Regions from separate parts of the Homo sapiens genome. Here region 2 is linked to region 1. A link is an interaction called in ENCODE POLR2A ChIA-PET data of the cell type or tissue named here. Cell type or tissue: K562. All regions are shown on one strand. Links, peaks and the distances in the headings refer to the core of each region. The heading gives the core; the rest is flanking DNA.

Evidence for each region. Peaks named below come from ENCODE experiments on the same cell type or tissue, not always from the same donor. Only the 100,000 strongest peaks of a DNase experiment are listed, where the experiment ranks them.
Region 2: POLR2A ChIA-PET joins it to region 1 with 6 read pairs; 11 of 35 experiments call an interaction of 5 or more read pairs at or near these places.

Annotation. Positions count from the first base shown.
Region 1 is chr1:167,558,539-167,569,449 of GRCh38, forward strand. No RefSeq gene overlaps it. Among named protein-coding and RNA genes, the nearest start is that of CREG1, 10 kb to the left of the region's middle. RefSeq lists an enhancer at 5,551-6,750. In K562, for the core only: a CTCF peak has its summit at 6,261; a DNase peak (open chromatin) is centred at 5,543.
Region 2 is chr1:167,633,086-167,643,996 of GRCh38, forward strand. The region is part of intron 1 of RCSD1 (RCSD domain containing 1); the gene reads left to right. Among named protein-coding and RNA genes, the nearest start is that of RCSD1, 8.3 kb to the left of the region's middle. RefSeq lists enhancers at 1,821-2,344, 2,345-2,867, 4,234-4,313. In K562, for the core only: a CTCF peak has its summit at 4,433 (motif pointing left); DNase peaks (open chromatin) are centred at 2,396, 4,440 and 9,236; H3K4me3 peaks cover 283 bases.

The sequences.
Region 1 (10,911 bases), core at 1,872-9,871:
GGTGCAATCTTGGCTCACTGCAACCTCCACCTCCTGGGTTCAAGTGATTCTCCTGCCTCAGCCTCCCAAGTAGCTGGGATTACAGGCATGCCACCACGCCCAGCTGATTTTTGTATTTTCAGTAGAGATGGGGTTTCACTATATTGGCCAGGCTGGTCTCGAACTCGAACTCAGGTGATCCGCCCGTCTCGGCCTCCTGAACTGCTGGGATTACAGGTGTGAGCCACCATACCAGGCCTTTTCCCACTATTTCTGTTCCCACTTTCTACTCTAAAAATCTGTAGATTGCTTCATTTAATTTCTCTATAGATTTTTCACACTTTTCACTGTGGCCTCTGCAGGAAAAAAAAAAAGCCTCTTGAAAAAAATAACTTTATAAAATGTCTTGAAAGTCCCCAGGCAGCTATTGAGGAAGTACTTTCATAGCCCACCCCAGCTTTGAGGGAGAAAATGCCGATGCCTATTATTTTTCATTAAGCAGATAGCCTTTCCCCATGGTTCTTCTCACATCCCTTCACTTTAGTCAAATGTTCCGAATTTAAAAGGTAGCAATGAAAACCTGCCCTTTTGCTGACTGCCTTGAGTTTTACATGTTTCTCTTTCATGCACGTTTACATTTGGATAACAATTATTTTCCAGACATTTGGGGAACAATTCTTGACTCCTTTCAATCTAGAGGACATGTTTTCCAAATGCCTAATAGTGCTTGCTACATAGAAAGACATGTTAATATGTATCTTTTGGATTGCATTTGTTTAATCAAAAACACATTAACTAAGCTTTAGAAGAGTAGTCATCCCAGTATTTCAATATATCTGTAAAATTTATTTTTTTAATTTTACTTTAAGTTCCGGGATACATATGCCGAATGTGCAGGTTTGTTACATAGGTATACATGGGCCATGGTGGTTTGCTGCACCTATCAACCTGCCATCTAGGTTTTAAGCTCCACATGCATTAGGTATTTGTTTTACGCTCTCCCTCCCCTTTACCCCCAACCCGCAACAGACTTTGGTGTGTGATGTTCCCCTCCCTGTGTCCATGTGTTCTCATTGTTCAACTCCTACTTACGAGTGATAACATGCAGTGTTTGGTTTTCTGTCCTGTGTTAGTTTGCTGAGAATGATGGCTTCCTGCTGCAAAGGACGTGAACTCATTCTTTTTTATGGCTACATATTATTCCATGGTGTATCAATATATCAGCAATATTAAACAGGAGAAGAAAGTTACCTGCGAGTCAGAAGAAAATAATTAGATTAGAATTTGCACTAAAATAAGGCCAGCCTTTCACATCATCATCATAGTAATTTTAAAAGCACAAATGAAAGAGTGCCTGTAACAAAATATCTGTCCTCTTTGCCTGCCAGATGCCCATAATTCCACTACTTATGCATTTGTACATTAGATGTATGCATTTAACAAGTATGCATTGAGTGCCAAACAAGCCCTGGGTGCTGTGATGGGTGATGAGAATTAAAATTATTAATAGACATTGTCCTTAATTTTAAGAAAAATTTCTGCTTAATTAATTCACAAATAAGCAAAGAGACAAAGTATAATTCGATGTCATTAGTGCAACGTGGAGGGCTATCCACAGGCAAAGGCGCCAGGGAAGAAGGAGCATAGGCCTGTCTCGAGGGAAGGTTCATATCAGAGGTAATTCTTGAGTTGAAACTTGAAGAACAAATAGAAGCGTGGCAGACAGTGAGAAGGTGGGACTAGAGAGAAGGAGAGGAAGAGTTTTACACAGAGGAAATAGTAGGTACAGAGGCAAGAAGACATGATGTGTCAGAAAAAGCCATTTTAAGTTGAAAAGAATGTGAAGAACCAATGCAGGCAGATGAGCATGTTCAGCTGGGTAGGGGAAATATATCATGCCAAGAAGAGATTTTGATTTTGGGAAGCCATAGAAAATTCATATGTTAGAAAGATCAATTCAGGCATGATGGCTCATGCCTGTAATCCCAGCACTGGGAGGCCAAGGCAGGTGTATCACTTGAGCTCAGGGGTTCAAGACCAGCCTAGACAAAATGGTGAAATCCCGTCTCTACCAAAAAATACAAAAAAAAATTAGCTGGGCATGGTGGTGCATGCCTGTAGTATCAGCTACTGGGGAGGCTGAGGTGGGAGGATCCCTTGAGCTCAGAAGGCGGAGGTTGCAGTGAGCCAAGATTGTACCACTGTACTCCAGCCTAGGTGACAGAGTTAGACCTTGTCTCAACAAAAAAGAAAAAGAAAGGAAGAAAGAAAGAAAAAGAAACAAAGAAAGAAAGAAAGAAAGAAAGACAGAAAAAGAGAAAGAAAGAGAAAGGAAGGAAGGAAGGAAGAAAGAAAGAAAGAAAGAAAGAAAGAAAGAAAGAAAGAAAGAAAGAAAAAGAAAGAAAGAAAGAAATATAATTTTATGAAGATATCTGTTCTCCCCAAGTTATCCTATTAATTCAGTGACTTCCAACCAAAATCTCCACAGAATTTTTTAAGGGAAACTGATGAACTCATTTTGGAATTTATTTGGAATTGTAATCCATGTGGGTAACTAAGATATTTTTGCAAAAGAAAAGCAGTAAGGGGGAAATTGCCCTATAAATATCAATCATACTGTAATCTCTCCAAGAAATGTGTATGTAACAGTATAACTTAAAGCTTTAAAGCATAATTTTAACAAACATATAACAATACCATTTATAGGATTTAGATTGATTTTTGCTACCTTACAGTGTCATGAAAAACAAATATATATGTGTTCATTGACAAAAGCTCATAGGTTAAAACACACTGTACATGACAGTAATTGAGGCAGCTGTAGGAACTATGGTAGGAATAGGCAAATTGTTACAGATTGGATTCCTCAGAAGCAGACACTGACAGAGTTTGGCCTGCAGAGCACAGATGGTCCCTGACTTAACAATACTTCGACTTAATGATTGCTTGACTTTAAGATGATGCAAAAGTGATGGGCATTCAGTAGAAACCATACTTTGATCACCCACACAACAATTCTGTTTTCACTTTCAGTACAGTATTCAATAAATTACATGAGATATTCAATCCTTTATTATAGTATTGGCTTTGTGTTAGATGGTTTTGCCCGACTGTAGACTAATGTAAGTGTTCTGAGCACGTTTAAGGTAGGCAAGTTTAAGTTAAATGCATTTTGACTTATAGTATTTCAAGCTTACGATGGTCTTGTTGGGACATAGCCCCCTCGTAAGTTGAGGAGCATCTGTACTTATTAAGGATCAATATCTGTGGGGGAAAAAAAGGGTGGCAGCAGGATTGGGCAGAGAGAGAAGCGAACCTGCAGTGCAGGCCTGACAAAGCCCCTCTTCCTAAGGAGTTCTGGAGTGTATATGGTCCATCGGAAGTGGGGCAATGGCATAATGACTCATGAGATGCAGATTAAAATCGCAATGTGATGTGACTACATACCCACCGGAATAGCTAAAATCCAAGTGTTGGTGAGAATGTGAAACAGTGGGGACTTTCACATACCGCTGGTGGAAATGTGAACTGCTGCAGCCAGGTTGGAAACTGATTGGCAGTATCTATTTTTTTTGAGATGGAGTCTCACTCTGTCACCAGGCTGGAGTGCAGTGGCGTGATCTCAGCTCACTGCAACCTCCGACTCCCTGGTTCAAGCAATTCTCCTGCCTCAGCCTCCCGAGTAGCTGGGATTACAGGCACACACCACCACATCCAGCTAATTTTTTATATTTTTAGTAGAGATGGGGTTTCACCATGTTGGCCAAGATGGTCTCAATCTCCTGACCTCATGATCCCCCCGCCTCAGCTTCCCAAAGTGCTGGGATTACAGGTATGAGCCACCGTGCCCGGCCAGCAGTGTCTATTAAACATATGGCCCAGAAATTCCACTCCCCAGTATATACCCAGCTGAAATACTTGTATATATTTTTTGTTTTGTTTTGTTTGTTTTTGAGACAGGGTCTCACTCTGGTTGCCCAGGCTGGAGCGCAGTGGCACGATCTCAGCTCACTGCAGCCTCGACTTCCCTGGCTCAGGTGATTCTTCCACCTCAGCCTCCCAGGTAGCTGGGACTACAGATGCACACCATCCTTCCTGGCTAATTTTCTGTATTTTTTGGTAGATACAAGGTTTCGCCATGTTGCCCAGGTGGTCTTGAACTCCTAGACTCAAGTGATCCACCCACCTTGGCCTCCCAAAGTGCTGGGATTACAGGCCTGAGCCACCATAGCCAGCCTGAAATACTGACATATGTTGACCAAAAGATGTGTACAAGAATGTTCATAGCAGCATTACTTGTAATAGCCCCCAAATGTCCATTGACAGTGGGATGGAAAATAAACTGTGGTTTATTCCCACAGTGGAATAGTTCAGCAATGAGTGCTGCTACATGAAGCAACATGGATGAATCACATAAAGATGATCTTGAGCAAGAGAAGCCAGCCACAAAACACATGTATGATTCTGCTTATATAAAATTCAAAAGTAGACAAATAATTCTAAGGTCTAAATATGAAAACAACAGTTCCTTTTGGGAGATAATGACTGGAAGAGAGCATGAGGGGAGCTTCGAGGCTGTTGGCAATGTTCGTTTCTGGAGCTGGGCAGTGCTTACAGAGGTGTGCTCACCTTATGAAACAATCATTGAGCTCTACACTTGATTTTTATACTTTTATGTGTCTATGTTTGTGTTGCTCCTTAACAAATTATCCCTAAACTTAGTGACTTAAATAATGAATATGTATTATTCCATTATTTCTTTGGGTCAGGAATTGAGGTGTGGGTTGACTAAGTAGTTCTGGCTTAAGGTCTGTCATGACAGTCGCAGTCAAGCTGTTGACAGGAGCCGCAGTCATCTCAGGGCTCCACTGGAGTCTTACAATTTTTTCATAATCTCAGAATGACATTCCGTCATTCAAGGAGAGGAGATTAACACAGGACATGATACCAGGGGGTGAGGAAGGCAAGCATATGGGATTGGTGCTGTTATACTACTCCAGTATTCAGAGAGGAGGGGGTAACAAAGAAGATGGAAGAACACCTACAACTTATATTTATCCTCCAGTCCAGCTTTATAACCTCCCCTGGTCTCATGCCTTAGTCTAGAAGTGGAACATGATGGATAGGGGAAGGAGGGGCTAAAAAAAACCTCAACAACATGAACTGAAAGTGCATATGTTGGCAGTAATGTTTGGCAATAGTGGAGGTCCAGTTTCGATGATGCCCGGTGGTTGTAGGCCAGTGCAGAGCTGCAGTATCCGGTGCAACAGTTCCCCATGAAAGTGGCTCATCTGAAGGCTGTGACAACAGAAGAAGGGCCCTGATGCAGCTGTGCAGGCAGAGGTGGCCCGAGCAGGCAAAGGAGGTTGAGCTCATAAGTGAGACGCCTCTGGTGATAGGAGCGACTTGGAGGAGAAGTAGAGGCCCCACCATCATGAGTGGAGACAAGGGTCATCAATATAAAGAGCTACTGTGAATGTGACTCACTTTGTCTCCCAGGCAAACAGAAGCCACTTAAAGCTTTCATTGAAAGGAAGGAGAAATCATCAGCTAGATAGATAGTGACTATGCTGGAGGTGAGTGAGAAGTTGGCTTTGGTCCAGGTCTCAACTGGGCAGCTGCTGGACTGAATCCAGACTGGCTGGCCCTTACATTCTCCTTGTTGCTTGTCTACAACCTCCGAGAGTCTTGAGCTGGGTGTGAAAGTCTCCTTCTACCTAAAATGTGGATGTGTGATGCAGGGAGGCGTCAGGAGATAGGGAATGCTGGGGCTGTTTTTCCTAAAAGCAAGAAGGAAAATGAAAGCTTAATAATGACAGGTAAGGTTGAATTGTCACGATAATATGTGGCTTGTATATTGGGAGCTTATGCCATTTACTTCTTGTTCCACATGCATCATTCCTTAAACAAGTGTTTGCTAAATATTTAATGTGCATTTATATTTAATGGAAGGGGTTTTTTGTACAGTAGAAAAAGTCACACAACATCATATGCATTAAGACTGATAGTCACAGGTTTTTACATGTGGGGATGGCTTAATTTTGGAGGTGGTGACCCAAGGCACTGTTAGTGACCTAGATGACCACTAGAATACCAGATACAGTCACAAGAATGAATTCAGAGCCCTTTAAAAGCTATGCCTAGCAAATTCCATGAAGGGTGTGTGAAAAATAAAAGACCAGAAGGCACTATAGAAAACAATTCTCCTGCTCCTCAAGCAATGATAAACGAGATTGCATCATGTCTTTGCTTAAACCCTCCAGTGGCTACTCCTTACACTTACTAGCTACACTGCTTGGCATGGCCTGCAGGGTCTGACCTGGTAGAGCGGGCCTCTGCATACCTCTCCAACCACACCTCCTGTTCTCAGTCCCCAGCTCCAGCCACATGCCTCTCCTGGCTGCTCCCCAAACATCTCCAATCCCTTCTGCCTCAGGGGCTTTACACTTGTTCCTCTTTCTGCTAAGAACTTTCTTCTCTGAGCTCTTCATGAGCCAGCTTCTTTCCAAACCCCTTCTCAACTGTTGAAGATAATTTCATAGAGACCTTCCCTGACTTACCCCATCCAAAATACCCACTTCCAGACACTCCCAGCTCCATTACCCAGTTTTGTTTTTTTCCTAGCACCCACCACGATTAATCATTATATTACTTAGTTATTTGTCCACCGTCTTCACTAGGATGGAAACTCCATGGGAGGAGAAACTTGTCTGTTTTGTTCAGCTCGGAATCCCCTGGGCATAGAACAGTGCCTGGGCCACACAGGTGCACAGGCACTGATTGTTAAATGAATTAATATGTGGATGATTAAATTATGAGCCATGTTTTAAATCGGGGTGTCCACTTTTTTGGCTTCCCTAGGCTGCATTGGAAGAAAAATTGTCTTGGGCCGCTTGTAAAATACACTAATACTAATGATAGCTGATGAGCTAAAAAAAAAAATCGCAAAAAATTCTCATAATGTTTTAAGAAAGTTTACGAATTTGTGTTGGGCTGCATGCAGCCCACAGGCCACAGGTTGCACAAGCTTGTTTTAAATGTTTTTAGCTATGTTTCCTTCCATAGTTTCTATAACTTGAAGTACAATTTAAGATGATATCACTCTACATTCTTTTACTTCTATCAAAAGAATATATTCTTTCTATCTATGTGCCCCAGTAAGAAGCCCAAGAATTCTGGGCTGCTCTTCAAGCCATGGGGTCAGTTACGATTGCCTTGTACAAAAATAAATCATTTGATAACTGGGAAACTGGAGTCTTCTGCAGAGAGGCTGCATTCAGAGCCTGTATGTGGAGCTGTTGAGGATGCACAGGATCTCTTCCAGAAACAGGCAGCCTAGAGCCAGATGCAGGTATGGCTGGAAACTTGCCATTGCAAAGTTTTTCAGGGTGCAGGGATGAGAGGATACCCTCTCCCATGGTGTTGTCCTAAGCTGTGGTCCCTCTGTGCACCTGTGAGTCTGAACCCCAATGTGACAGCTCCTTGGTTACATAAAACTCTCAGCATAATCACCATGGCAAATATTTATCAAGCTCTGTGTGCCCAGTACTATTCCAAATACTTTCATGTACTATCTCACTTCATTTTCACATCAACTCTACGACATAATACCACAGGTCCTCAATTTCACATCCTCATTTCCAAAATTCAAAAAGCTCTGAAAACAGTCATTTGCCAGCACACCTTCCCTCGGTGAGACTCTTCATGTTTTTTATCCATCCTGTGCTCCGCAGGTGTTCCTATGTTTCACTGCAGAACTATGAATGTTGTGGAGGAAAAGCAACCGGAACACCATGACCGTAGACTTTAATCCAGACTGCCAGGCAGAAGCAGTCCCTGAAAGGAGTGTTCTCAAATACCTTGGGGGAGGAGGGAGGGTTTTTGGGTTTGTTGTTTGTTGTTGTTGTTTTTATTGCTGTTATAGGGCCTTAGCAGGGGGGTCAGCCTTAATTCAGGAAGTTCAGGAATAGTAGGTGAGGGATGGATTTTAGAAGAGAGAGGAATTCTTGCACATCAGCCACCATTGTTCAGGCAATTTGGATTTCATTAAGAGGGATGAGGAGGAGCAGTTAGGGGCTAAGGTCACGTGTTAGAGTGGGTGGAAGAACAGCTGTGGAGGACGAGGACATGCCACAGCCTCAGTGGAAACTTCTTGGTCCTTCGGTGTCTCTCAGTGTATTCGATTGCAGGTACTGCTCCAGACACCACTTTCTCTATTCTAGGAAGTTTCCCAGGCTGCCTCAAGAAATGTGAAATTCTTTTCTTTTCTGTGTAGTACATAAAATAGATACTTCTGGGCAGCTTCTTACCTTTCTCAGATCTGAAAATCCTGAATTCTGAGACACGTTTGGCCCAAGGGTCTTGGGTAAGGGATTACGAGCTCTTTTTCTCAGCCCCATCTTACAGCTGAGGAAACTGAAGCCCCTGGGGGTTACAGACCTTGCTCAAGATCTAGCATTTAGTGAGTAGACTAACAGACATCCTGTTTTCCACAAGTCACTCCCAGGTGCCAGAGAGGCTGGGTCAGAAGGAATGCATAGCCCCAGGTAGGTGCTGTGCCCAGAGGTGCCCTCCTCACGACCACAGCATCCTGTCCTGGGTGGGAGGTAGAGTCACTGCCCCTCTCCAGACAGAGGTCAAGGATGAGTAAAAATTCGCCCTGATGTTGCCATGTTTCCTGCTTCTCCAAGAGTTGGTGAAAGAGCCTGTGGTTGTTTTTCTCTCCACTTTATTTCCTTCCTGATAGACTTTCTTGGCCATTCACAATAATTTGTTTTTATTTTTTCCTTAAGGATGACATAGAATGTTTTTAAAAGCCTGACCCCTTATTGAAAGTAAAAAGAAAAATGCCTAAAGAGGGTAACATGCTCTGGCCAGGCCTTCAAGATCTGACAGGAAGACAAGGGCAGCCCCTTCCCACTGCAGGGCTTCTCTGGCCATGCAGCCATGAGGTCAACTCCCACTAATAAGCACTTTAACCCTCAATAAGCGCTCTCAATACTTCATGGGTAAAGATGGGCAAATGTTTTTAAAAGCAGACATGTTACAGAAATTTTTAGTAGGCCCCACCTCCAAAAAGCAAACAAAAAAAAAAACACTGCAGGAAGGGCTCCATAAAATGTTTATTTCACTGCAACCTCTTCGCAGAGCCTAGTTTTGTTCTACAAACAACGCAAACCACCTACATTCTTCACACATAAGCTTATTATGACCCTAAGTTTCATGTGGATTTCAAAAATGTGATTTTCTCTTTGGGAGGAGGCAGGTAGAGGTAAATTAACCTCCTTTCTTATTGCTGGCTTAGCTGCCCTGGAGGGCTGTGGGTTACGGAGTGACTTCATCAGGAGAACAGAGGGATGCTCGGGAAGAAAGGCTGGAGCAGCTCCTGTCTCAGCCGCACAGGGAAATGGATGCCTGACTTGCTGTATTATAATAGCAACGTCTCTGCAGGGAACTCATTTCAATACTTTATATACTGAACTTGCTTAATAAGAGGCTAGCATTTCTCAAAGAAATCAGTTTCAACTATGATTTTTTAAATGCTAACCAACTACAAAGTAACCCACAAATATCGGAGGGCTATACTAGTTATTTAAAACTTAGCAGCCTAGAGAGCCCCGTTTCCTTTAGTTTAGTTGTGTCACTTTTTCCTTTAACATTTAAATGGAAATATTTCATATGCTGGGCTTGGAAACTCAGCATTTCCCCACAGAATAACTGAGGATTCCCAGGGGTATATGCTGTTCACAATAGTTTTCTGCAAGATTTTTTATCTTGCTGGAAGCTTTCTCTGCTTCTTGTCCTGAATTAACCCAACAAACACTACTTTGCCTTAATTTCCCTGCAACAAACACTGCTCACCCAAAGCATAGCAGGTTTTTGTTGAAGATTTAGGGGAGGCGTTACATTGCCATGTACCACGGCAGATTATTTAAAATTGAATGTTTCAGTCTCTATTCTAGAAAGCTTCCCAGGCTGCCTTAAGAAACTTGAAATTCTTTTCCCTTTAATATGTACAATAATTTTGCTCAATGTCTTCTCTTAGCACAGCCAACGAGGCATGGCAGTATTTTTCCACAATAAAATGGCTTTCTGAGCATTTTGTTAAATGAAATATATTTCTTCTTTTAAATAAATTCTAGGGCCCATTTTAAAACTCCCTCTTTCACATTTACAAAATTTCAAAGGGAAACTTTAAGTAGTTACTCAGTATATGCTGATCAAATAAATTTCAAGCATACTGCTTAAATTCATCTTATTCCTCCATAGAAAGGGAGGAAAGCCTGGGGACAGTGGCTCACGCCTGTAATCCCAGCACTTTGGGAGGCCAAGGTAGGTGGGTCACTTGAGCCCGGGAGTTTGAGACCAGCCTGGGCAACAAGGAGAAACCCCATCTCTACAACAAATACAAAAAAAAAAAAAATTAGCTGGACATGGTGGCACACACCTGTAGTCCCAGTTACTAGGGAGACTGAGGTGGGAGGATCACTTGAGCCCAGAAGATCAAGGCTGCAGGGAGCTGTGAGCATGCCACTGCTCTCCAGCCTGGGTGACAGTATGAGACTGTTTCAAAAAAAAAAAAAAAAGGGTGTGTGTGTGTGTGTGTGTGTGTGTGTGTGTGTGTGTATAACATTTGTGTTTGTGTGTGTGGGAGGAACATCTGAGTGGGCATTTTGTGCCAAAGGTAATCATGTGTGCTATCTGTGGTAGGCATTATACTGTCCACCCAATATTTCTGGCTCTCTGCCTTCTGGGCACAAGGGGGGCCAACTTAGGGTTAGTGGGGCCATATGACTAGTTCTGGCCACTGAGATCTAAATGGAAATGACATGTATCACTTCCATTCAGACCCTCCAGAAGGCTCTTTCCCTTACCCTAGGTTGCTGTGTTCCAGATTGTGGGTGCTCTGTCCACTTGTATCTTGGATCAGTG
Region 2 (10,911 bases), core at 1,283-9,282, 74 kb after region 1:
ATTCTCTAAAGCTCACGTATTATTGGAAGTCTTTGAGAGATCTTTTTTTAAAGTCACTGTTACCATTATCAACAACATCAATCTTCATCCCTCATAAAGCCCTGTGGAATAAACAAAGTATAGATGCCATCTGATCCCTGCCTTTTAAAAGCTCACAACCCAATAAAGGGACTATATCCTGTCACATATATAATCTTCAAATGCATAAATGCCAGTTGAATACTGCTGCAGATCATGAGTTCTGCAGGAGTTCAGACTAGATTAGGTTCAGAAGAAGCCTTGGAAGAAAGATGTGGGTAAGGTGGAGAAGGTATAAGGGATGGGCACAGGGAGAACATGCCAGCTTTGTCCAGCTGGCTGGGAAGGAAGGTAGGAAAGCAGTAACAGAAAAAAATGAAAGTAATAAGATAAATCCAAGGTCACTGAGTATAGTAGATGCCCAGCTAAGTGGGTGAGTGGGAGCTGAAATCCAAGTCACTTGGAGGAAAAGGTTACTTTTTGTTCATACAAAATCTCCTTGCCTAGTTGAGCCTCAAACGGGTGGCTTTTTCTAATTCATGCAGAGGCCATCTGCAACTCTTGAAGGCCAGAGTTGTATGGCCCTGGATTCTGCTCCATGGACAGTAGGAAACTCTGAGAGGTGTTGAGGCAGCTGGCAGCAGTGATGTAGCCGGGATGATACAGCAAAAATGCCACTTCATGGAGTGAGCAAGGGAACCAGGTGAGAAAGCATCTTTTCCAGTACAGGTATATTCTGACTTCAGGATACAATAAGAATGGAGAAGATGGAAAAGAGTAAAGACCATGCGCTGGAAGGGAAGTCAGAAATCACCAAGCTGCCCAGAAGAGTGAAGTTCTCTATGGTGCCAGGGAAAATGGCAGTACCAACTTTTACAGCTCCATACAAAGCCTTTTGCAGGCAGATTTTCTCATTGGTCTTTGAGTCTCCAGAATGAGCACGGTGCCTGGCATATAGTCATATAATTTCTCAATAAAAGTTTGCTTGATAAATGATTAGCATAAATAGGGAACTCCTTCCCCTCTCGGTCTGTAGCTCAAACGTCTCCACCTCTGGAAGGCTTCTGTGAAGCCCCCAGACTCTACAGCACTCTCAGAGCACTTTGTTCAAGCCACTATTAGAACACTAGGCAGAACTGGAACTGTCAGCCTCCCTAACTGTCACCCCGGAAGGCTCCTTGAGGGCAGGGGCCATGTCTTATATATTTAGAGCCTAATGGGCACCAAGAAAGGCTTGTTGCATGAGCAAATATTGAAGAGGGAAGGAAGATCAGGGTTTTTTTTTTTAACAAGCAGTGTTTAGATATGTTGGTTTTGATTGTTCTAAGCAGAATGTCCACCACTCCCTAAGAAATACAAACCTGTTATGATACAAATGTGATTCTCCTCTAGAAGAGATAATAGGTAATGCTATTGTGGATAGGAACCCAGAGGACAGAGGTGTGTAAAGAAGGAGCTGGAGGCGTATGATGTCACATTTAAGTTAATACTGTTAGTCACTTAAATATAAATTGTGTGCACTGCCAATAGCCTGAGGGCACTTGAAAAAAAGTATAATTTTCGCTGACTAAATCCTTTGTTTGTTCAACTAAATTGTAGGCACATCATGGCACTGAAAAAAAGTCATAAATTTCTAACTTAGGTGGAGACAATAAATGAATCCTTTTCTCTGGGGTAACTGCAAATCATTCCCAGATATTATTTGTCATTCATGGACCTACTCAGTATTTATTGGGCCCTTATTACATACCAGATCTTGTATTTTAAATGTTACTTAAAAATTATGGAGCTCTCATGTCTTTACATTCTCACAGACTGTCAGTATTACTATGATGAGAGTGTGTGTGTGTGTGTGTGTGTGTGTGTGTACATATTGGTGTATATAATGTGTTTGTTTTGTGACCTACTTTTTCATCCATATCTTTTTACTTCAGTAAACATTTTCTACCACATTTTTTAAAATTATGGGACTAGGAGATAGAAGAGAAACATGTAACGAATCCAAATCTTAAAAAGATTATTTTGATATTTCACCGTGAAACACTAGGAGAAACACCCACAGCCTCGCTGTTTTTTGACCCACCCACCCTCTCACTGAGCCATATGTTGGCTGCTGGTTGGAGCTGATGGGCCGTAATTAGGAATTGCACAGCCTCTGAAGCTAGAGTTTGGCTCGGTGGACTTGTGGCATGCCCAAATACCCCACATTCCTCTCTGGCTCCCGCGTGTTCTGTGGGACCCTCACCCTCACACTGGCCCCCACTCAGCAGACATCTTCCATTTGTTGGACTGCGACGACAGGGGGAATTTGGGGAGTGAGACTCTAAGGGCCCAGCCCAGGCCCTATCACAGGAGGGGGTGAATGTGCATTCCTGGAAAGGAGTCGGGTTTCAGAGCCTGATCCGCAGCGTGGCTCCTCACAGCACTGCGAGCCAGAGCTTGGCGCGCGCGGTTCCGTGGGAAATCTGAACACTGGCGGCTCAGCAGCCCGGTAATCTTATCAGGGCCGCAAGAGAAAGCATTTTGGTTCCAGAGAAATCTGAAGGCAGCTCCGCTTTTCTCCAGTAATAATATTTAAGTCTGTGGAGCCAGCCTGACCAACCCTATTCAACTCATTAGAATCTAAAAATCTCAGAGCTCTGGGTGAAATAAAACAATCTTTAACTGCCCTCTGCCATATGGTAAAGGGATAAACCAACTCACCAAGAGGTATCTTGAGGATTTAGGCACTATTGGACTTTTGGAAAGCCAACAGCTTGCAATTTTTCTCTTACCTGGGGAGTAGTTCAACCCAAGCCTTCAGAAGTAAGACAGAAGGATGGTTCTTGTAGCAGCAAAGTTTCAGTAATGCTTCGGACACAGGATGAACACTGAGTTGCCACTATCAACAGGATTGCCCTAGGAATCTCCTGAAGCTCATCACCAGAGCCAGACCCGAATGAACACTGTCCTGGTTCTTTGGTCTTCTGGGCAGTCAGCCTCCCGTTTTTTTCCTTTGGAGCTTCCTGAATACCCATCTCCTGGGAATTGTGGAAACAGCTGGCTAAGCCCATGAGGCTCACCCTGTAGAGCCATTTATTTGAATGGATCAAATCCTATTCCATGGGAAGGGCCTCCAGCCAGTGCAATTCCAAATCCCAATGAGTCCCTAAGAGAGGTGCAGGGCCCTTACCTCTGTAAGAGACCCCTCTGAGATGCCATTAGAGCCTATCCTTAATGAATAGTATTAGAAGCCTCCAAGCTAGAGCAGTCAGGTGGGGGCACTGAGAAATTCTGGACATTGGAACAGACATTATCTCCAGCCAAAAATTTGAGTCAGCATCATAGATGTCTCCAGCCCTTTGTTTTGAACCTGTTTGTACCATGTCAGGGCCAACCTCCTGGCCTCGAGGTAGCAATCACTACTCTTTCCCAGGCTGAATCTTTTATAATTAATCATTAATGATTCACGGCATGCCATGCACTAGCTTCTTTTTGTTTTTTTTTGTTTGTTTGTTTGTTTTTAGACGGAGTTTTGCTCTTGTTGCCCAGGCTAGAGTACAATGGCACTATCTCAGCTCACTGCAACCTCCTCCCGGGTTCAGGCAATTCTCCTGCCTCAGCCTCCCAAGTAGCTGGGATTACAGGCATGCACCACCACACTCGGCTAATTTTGTGTTTTTAGTAGAGATGAGGTTTCACCATGTTGGTCAGGCTGGTCTTGAACTCCTGACCTCAGGTAATCCACCCACCTCAGCCTCCCAAAGTGCTGGGATTACAGGCCACCACGCCTGGCCCATGCACTAGGTTTTTAGTTAGATTCAGTAAGCACACACTGAGCCCTTACTGCCTGCCAGGCACTGCGGATCTAAAGGGGTACGTATCTACCAGCTTGCTGACCCTTGAAGAACTTGCAGTCTAAGAGGGGAGACAAACACCTAAACAGATTATTGCAGAGCAGGGATGAGAGCTTACACCCACAGAGGAGGAGCATCAGCCTGGGGCTCAGGGAGGGCTTCCTGCTAAAAATAATTTCTGAGTTGAATCTTGAGGGGTGAGTAAGAGTTAACCAAGGGCAGAAAATTGGGAAGAGCATTCCAATCAGAAAGAGTGACAAGAGCAAAGCTACTGGTGCAAGAAACAGCACGGTGTGCATGGGAAATAATAAGTAGTTCATTCCTGGAGGATAAAGCAAGATAAAGATATTTGAGGACTAGATGGGGAGTACAGGAAATGTAAGTTGCAGTTCCTGCCCTAAAAGGAACTCATTCTATTTGGGGAAACAAGATATACCCAAATGACATGACATAAAAACATGCAAGATAGAATCTTGATAAGTTCTAAGGTATGTGGGCGTTCAAAAGCTCCTCTAATACAAGGTAGAGAAAACTAGCTTCCTGTGCTGGGGATTCCTCCACAAGTGCTGCTCTTCCCCCACCTCCTGGCAGCCCTAGGGTGCAGAACACACAGGAGACCTCAATCTAATGGCAGCACATGCCTGCCTGGGGCCTGCCCCAAAGGCTCCTGCTAGAGAAGTTGATTTGAAATAGGCTCCAGGTCCCGAGGGAATGCCTTTGTTCAAGCTCACCAAAAAGCCACCCCAAGTCCTCCTACCTTCTCTGACAGAAAGAGGGCTCTAGGAATAGACCACACACACACACACACACACACACACACACACACCCCTTCTGTTCCCACTCACACTTCCACCTGCAGCCCCGCTCATTCCTTCCACTATGGCCACACTTCCTGTACACTCCCTGAAAAGTCAGCGTTTCTCCTGCTTGCCCAGAGGCAGACAAGGGATGCACCAGGGTGGACTGTAGAGCAGCAGCCAACCACATGCATCAGCCCAAACCCAGTAAGCAGTGCCGCTGGGCCTTGTGGCTGCTATTGCACAATCCAGCACCCACGCCACAGGTCACAGAGAATTTGCATCTCACAATGTGCCGCAGCAGGCTTTGGGCCTCCTCTGAGCCTCCCCGCTAGACCCTCCACCTTCAATAGTTCATTCCCAATGCGTGAGCTAAATGTACGCTTTTCCCACCCTGCTGGGCTGCCCACCACGACCTCCATCTCTGAAGCACATTCCCAGGATTCAGGTTCCTGGCTTGTCATCCTTTACAGATATGTTTTGATGAATAATGGGAAATTCATTTCTGAGCAGCCACACCGATGTCAGTGTGGGAGAGACCTAAAGCTTGTTGTCATGGTAATTACTACCACTTGTTGAATGCCTACTATATATAGATGCTGTGCACAGATTTATTTCTTTTAATCTTCATAAAGTCATATTATGTCTTCTAGGAAAGGATGCTGAGGCTTTGAGATGCTTAAATGATGTGCCCAGGGTCTAGAAGGTAATTACCAACCTTCTAACATTTGAACCTACCCTATCCGGTGGGATCCTGTCCCTGTTCTTCCTCTTGCTCTGGAGAAACTCTGGCTTCCCCCACAGCACCTGTGTGGGCTCTCGGGGAGACAACAGGCTCCTCAGCCTGGCCAGTCTTCCTCCAGCTCAGGCCAGGCTGTGGTGGAGGCCAGCCAGCTCAAGGCTTGGTGCTTGTAAGGCCTGGCACAGGTTTACTCCGAGCCCTCCTCTGCACAGCTAAAAGACTTCTGAAAGGCCCCAGTTGTGTCTCTGGGTGAAACTGGTGCCCACACCTAAAGCAAAACAGGAAGACTTTTCCAAATTCATTTTTAGGGCTTTGGAGTTTTGAGAGCAAGAAAGAACCATAGCAATTTCTTCCATCCCCTTCATTTTAAAGATGACGAAATTGAACATAAGCAATTTACCAATGGTCGTACTTAAAGTCAGTTAGTAGCCAAGTCAAGAGTTAAAACCAAGGTCCTGGTCGGGGGCGGTGGCTTATGCCTGTAATCCCAGCTCTTTGGGAGGGCAAGGAGGGCGGATCACGAGGTCAGGAGATTGAGACCATCCTGGCTAACACGATAAAACCCCATCTCTACTAAAAATACAAAAAATTAGCCAGGCATGGTGGCAGGCACCTGTAGTCCCAGCTACTTGGGAGGCTGAGGCAGGAGAATGGCGTGAACCCGGGAAGCGGAGGTTGCAGTGAGCAGAGATCACGCCACTGCACTCCAGCCTGGGTGACACAGGGAGACTCCGTCTCAAAACAAACAAACAAACAAAAAGCAAAAACAAAAACAAACAAACAAAAAGGTCCTCTGACTCCCAGCACACTAGGACGCCTTTGACCCGCATGTTCAAATGAACTCATATATAATGACTTTATTGATTTTGCATTTTTGTGTATTGTCTTCTTGGCTCTCTGAAGTCCTCCACACAGTGGTGCTCAGCTCTCTAGGTCTTCCCTAGCAAGCACTACTATCTGTGGGGATAGGGTGGGTAGGGAGAAGAACCATTTTCATTCTCATTGTTTTTTTTTTCTTTGTTTGTTTGTTTTGAGGTGGAGTCTTGCTCTGTCTCCCAGGCTGGAGCGCAATGGTGCAATCTCGGCTCACTGCAACCTCCACCTCCCTGGTTCAAACGATTCTCCTGCCTCAGCCTCCCAAGTAGCTGGTATTACAGGCGCCTGCCACTGTGCTCAGCTAATTTTTGTATTTTTTAATAGAGACGGGGTTTCACCATGTTGGCCAGGCTGGTCTTGAACTCCTGACCTCAGGTGATCCACCTGCCTTGGCCTCCCAAAGTGCTGGGATTACAGGCATGAGCCATGATGCCCGGCCCATTCTCATTGTTTTAACAAATGCCAAGAGACCCAGAGCTGAGGCTAGGAGGGCCCAGCTACCCTAGCTGCAGCGCCACGCCTTGTTCTACTAGGCTTACTTTCTCCGATGCCCTCAAGGGGTCTTTCTGGGGGAGCCCCTTGGCCCCTGTTGTCCAGTCATGCCTGAATCCCCTCACAAAGGCCTGAATTTAAGTACTGGAGAGGAGAAGAACAAGGATGATTCCAAATGCTTGTTTTCCTTGGGGAAACAAATGGGAGACTCAAAGAGATGCCTGGCACTCCAGGCTGCTATACAGTGCGGAAGTGCTGCCCAGGTGGAGAATCTGATGCCAGTGGAGTTGGCAGGTGTATGAGTTTGCGAGGGCTGCTGCCGTAACAGATTACCACAAACTGGGTGGCTCAAAACAACAGAAACGTCTCCTTTCATGGTTCTGGAGGCCGGATGTCTAAAAGCAGAGTGTCAGCAGGACCTCATTCCCCACTAAGGCTCGAGGGGCGGCTCCATTCCATGTTTCTTTTGGCTCCTGGTGGTTGCCAGCTTCCTTGACTTGTGGCCACATCACTCCAGTCTGCCTCATCTTTGCCACACCTTCTCCTCTGTGTGTCTCTTATAAGGACCTGTGTCATTGGATCAGGACCTACGTTGATAATCCAGGATGATCTCTTCATCTCAAAATTGGTAACTACCTCTGCTAAGACTGTTTTTGCACATAAGGTAACATTCACAGGTTCCAGGGATTAGGAAGTGAGCATATCTTTTTTTTTCCTCCTCAAGACAGGGTCTTGCTCTGTTGCCCAGGCTGGAATGCAGTGGCACAATCATGGCTCACTGCAGCCTCAACCTTCCAGGGCTTAAGTGATCCTCTCACCTCATCCTCCTGAGTAGCTGGACTATAGGCGTGCACCACCACACCCAGGTAATGTTTGTATTTTTAGTAGAGACGAGGTCTCACTATGTTGCCCAGACTGGTCTTGAACTCTTGGGCTCAAGTGATCCTCCCACCACAGCCTCCTGAAGCGCTGGGATTACAGGCATTAAACACTGTGCCTGTCTAGGAAGTTATCATAACTTTTAGGGGGTCACCATTCACCCCACTATCGCAGTCAACCTGCTATCCATATAAAGGTAAAGAACTTGGGGATTGGAGGAGTGAATCCTGGGTTATTGTTAAGCTATATTATAACCACCCCCCGAGCCCCCACTAGTGCCTTGGGTGCAAATTACCAAGGAATATTTATTGACACCTGTTGTGTGACTAATTTCCTGCCTCTTAGGTAGCCCGTATATACAGCTGTGTCATCCATACCCCTAGTGCCTGGGTCTCAGCTATAATTCTCTGTTCAGAGAGCTGCAGTTGGGAGGGGAAGTCTGTCTCCAGGCCGCTATGGAGCATTTCCATGAAGCCATGAGGATCACCCCCAACTCATCTGGTCACTTTTCAGGGAGATAACTATGGTGTAAGCAGGCTGGGAAGAGCCACTCGAGATTATCTAGGATCACCACCACCATTGTAAAGGATCATGCCTAGCAAGATTATAAAATCCTATTCTTAAATATCTTATTCTTTCATTAATCCCTTCATTCATTTATTTAGAGATGCACCAAGACGCTACCAAATGCAAATTAATAAGACCAATCCTGGCTGGGTGCAATGGCTCACTCCTGTAATCTCAGCACTTTGGGAGGCCGAGGCAGGTGGATCACAGAAGGTCGGGAGTTTGAGACCACCCTGACCAACATGAAGAAACCCCGTCTCTACTAAAAATACAAAATTAGCCGGGCATGGTGGTGCATGCCTGTAATCCCAGATACTCAGGAGGCTGAGGCAGGAGAATCGCTTGAACCTGGGAGGTGAAGTTTGCGGTGAGCCGAGATCGCGCCATTGCACTCCAGCCTGGTCAACAAGAGTGAAACTCTGTCTCAAAAAAATAAGAATAAGACACAATCCTTGCCCTCAAGATTCATACAGTCTGAAGGTAAAGAGGGGACATAAATGAAAGAAGTGATTACAAAACAGTGTGATTGGTTCTGAAAAGGCAGTGAGTAAACAGTCCTGTTGCATAAATAACAGGACAGGCTAGTGTTGCTGTAACCATGCCACAATCTTAGTGGCTGAAAACAACAAAGGTTTACTTTTCACCCCTGCTGCAAGTCCATTGAGGGTTGGCTGGGGGCTCTGCTCTGGCTCATTTCTTGTCCTCCCTCTGAGACCTAAGCTGTGGGAGCAGCTACCCCTTTGCTTGTTGTCATGGCAGAAGGAAGGAAAGTTCTGGAAGACTCACGCTGGCCATTAAATGCTCTCTTTTGGAAGGTTCCTAACTATCCACATGGCTCCAATTAACCATAGGGGCAGGAAGTACCATCCTCTCATGGCCTCCAAATGATGAGAGCTAGAAGTACTTCACAAACATTGTTAGTGGCCTGATAGAGTCTTAGAAGCCTTCACAAAGCAGACGATCTTTGAGCTGTGTCTGGAAGTAAGACTGTGTCTTTCAGGCTGACAAGAGGGGGAAAGCCGAGGGAGAAAGTGTTTATCTGCACCACTCAGGGCTCATTCGCTTGAGTCTTACACGGCTTTTGTGGTCGGAGATGTTCTTGCAGATTGAAATGAAAACTGCTTCATAAGCACAAATAATGTTTTCAATGATGTCAGCTGTTCTTCATGCTTTGGGGGTGATTGAGAGAGGCAAGTAGGTTTGAACGAGAAGCTAGGGGTGCAGATATGCAGGAAAATATATCAGAGAAATATAAACATAAGCGTTAAGGGCATCTGTTTAGACTGTTTCTCAAGTTTCTTAGTCCTGGAACAGCCAATTCCATGGAGCATGCCACCAGGAGTTGCAACTTATAGCCTAGGTGGCTCTTGGGAGGTGAACGTCTTTGTGGCTATGTGAGCAGCATGGAATTGTCTACGCCTTTTGATTGGAATGCACTCCCCCTTGGTGAAAGGGAATCTATGTCTTTTTTCTACATGCAGTTATATAACACTTAGAATCACCATTCTTTCCCATAAGGCTTGTACATAAGCCCTACCTTTTGTCCCTAAGGAAGGAGTTGGTGAAAGTCGGCCTGTGAGTAACATTGGAATTAGGCAGTAGAATTTGAAGAAATGGTAGCAACAGACAGCCCTCTGCTCCCTTAAGGCTTTCTTTGCCTGATTATTGATTTTGTAGTAGATCAAGGGGGATGCCATGCAGAGAAAGACCATCAATCCTGGGTTTTAGGTTCAGGGTCAGTTACCAGCCTCAGGATCCCGGTCAGTTCCGTGCTCTGTAAAACCGATACCTGCTTTACCTACCTTCCAAGGTTATTTTGAAAAGGAAGTAAGATTATGCATGTAATAAATATCTTATGAAAGTACCTTGAAGCGTTCAATTATTTCACAAATGCATGGTGGTGGTGTTATTAGTATTTATTAAACTGATATTGTGAAAAATTGTAACAACCCTGAGCGTGTCTTCTGTAAGAAAGCACTGGCGCTCTCTGTGCCTAGTGGAAGGTGGCAGAAGGGAAGGCAAAGAGGGTGACATTGGTGCACATGAGCAAAGTGAACCTTTCCAATATAGGACAAAGAGGCTTTTTATAGCATAAAGGAGGTTTTAAGCTGTGCAACAGTAATAGGAAAAATACTTTACACTTCTACCACACTTTATTGTCAAAGTACTTTCCCGTATCTGTTCAGCTAAACTGTAAGCTCTGCAAATCCCCATCATAGGTTCTAACATCCAATGATGAGCATAATGTATATTCAACACATCCTGTGAGTAGATGCAGGAATGCAGGCTTCATATGCCTCATGGGGAGGCAGTGCAATGGCTTAAGGGCTAAGAGCACACACAGAGAGCCATATGGCTGGGTTTGAGTTTGACTTTGCCATTTACTAGCTTGTGACCTCTCCATGGCTTGGTTTTTCCATTTGTAAAATGGAAATAATGATAACACCTACCTGCTAGGGTTGTTGTGAGGTGTAAATGAGTCGGTGGTTGTGTAAAGTGCTTAGTGCGTTGCACATATTAGGTGTGATGTAATTGTTTATTGATTAAGGAAAGAGGCTTTTATAATCATTTAGAAGAGAACAGCCTCCTGCGCTTTTGGTGCAGCTCTGACTGGGACACGGGATGGACAAGAGGACATCTGAAGTTCTCCTCCAGCCTGAGAGTTTGACAGAGGGGTGGTTATTGCATCCTGCCTGCAAAACTG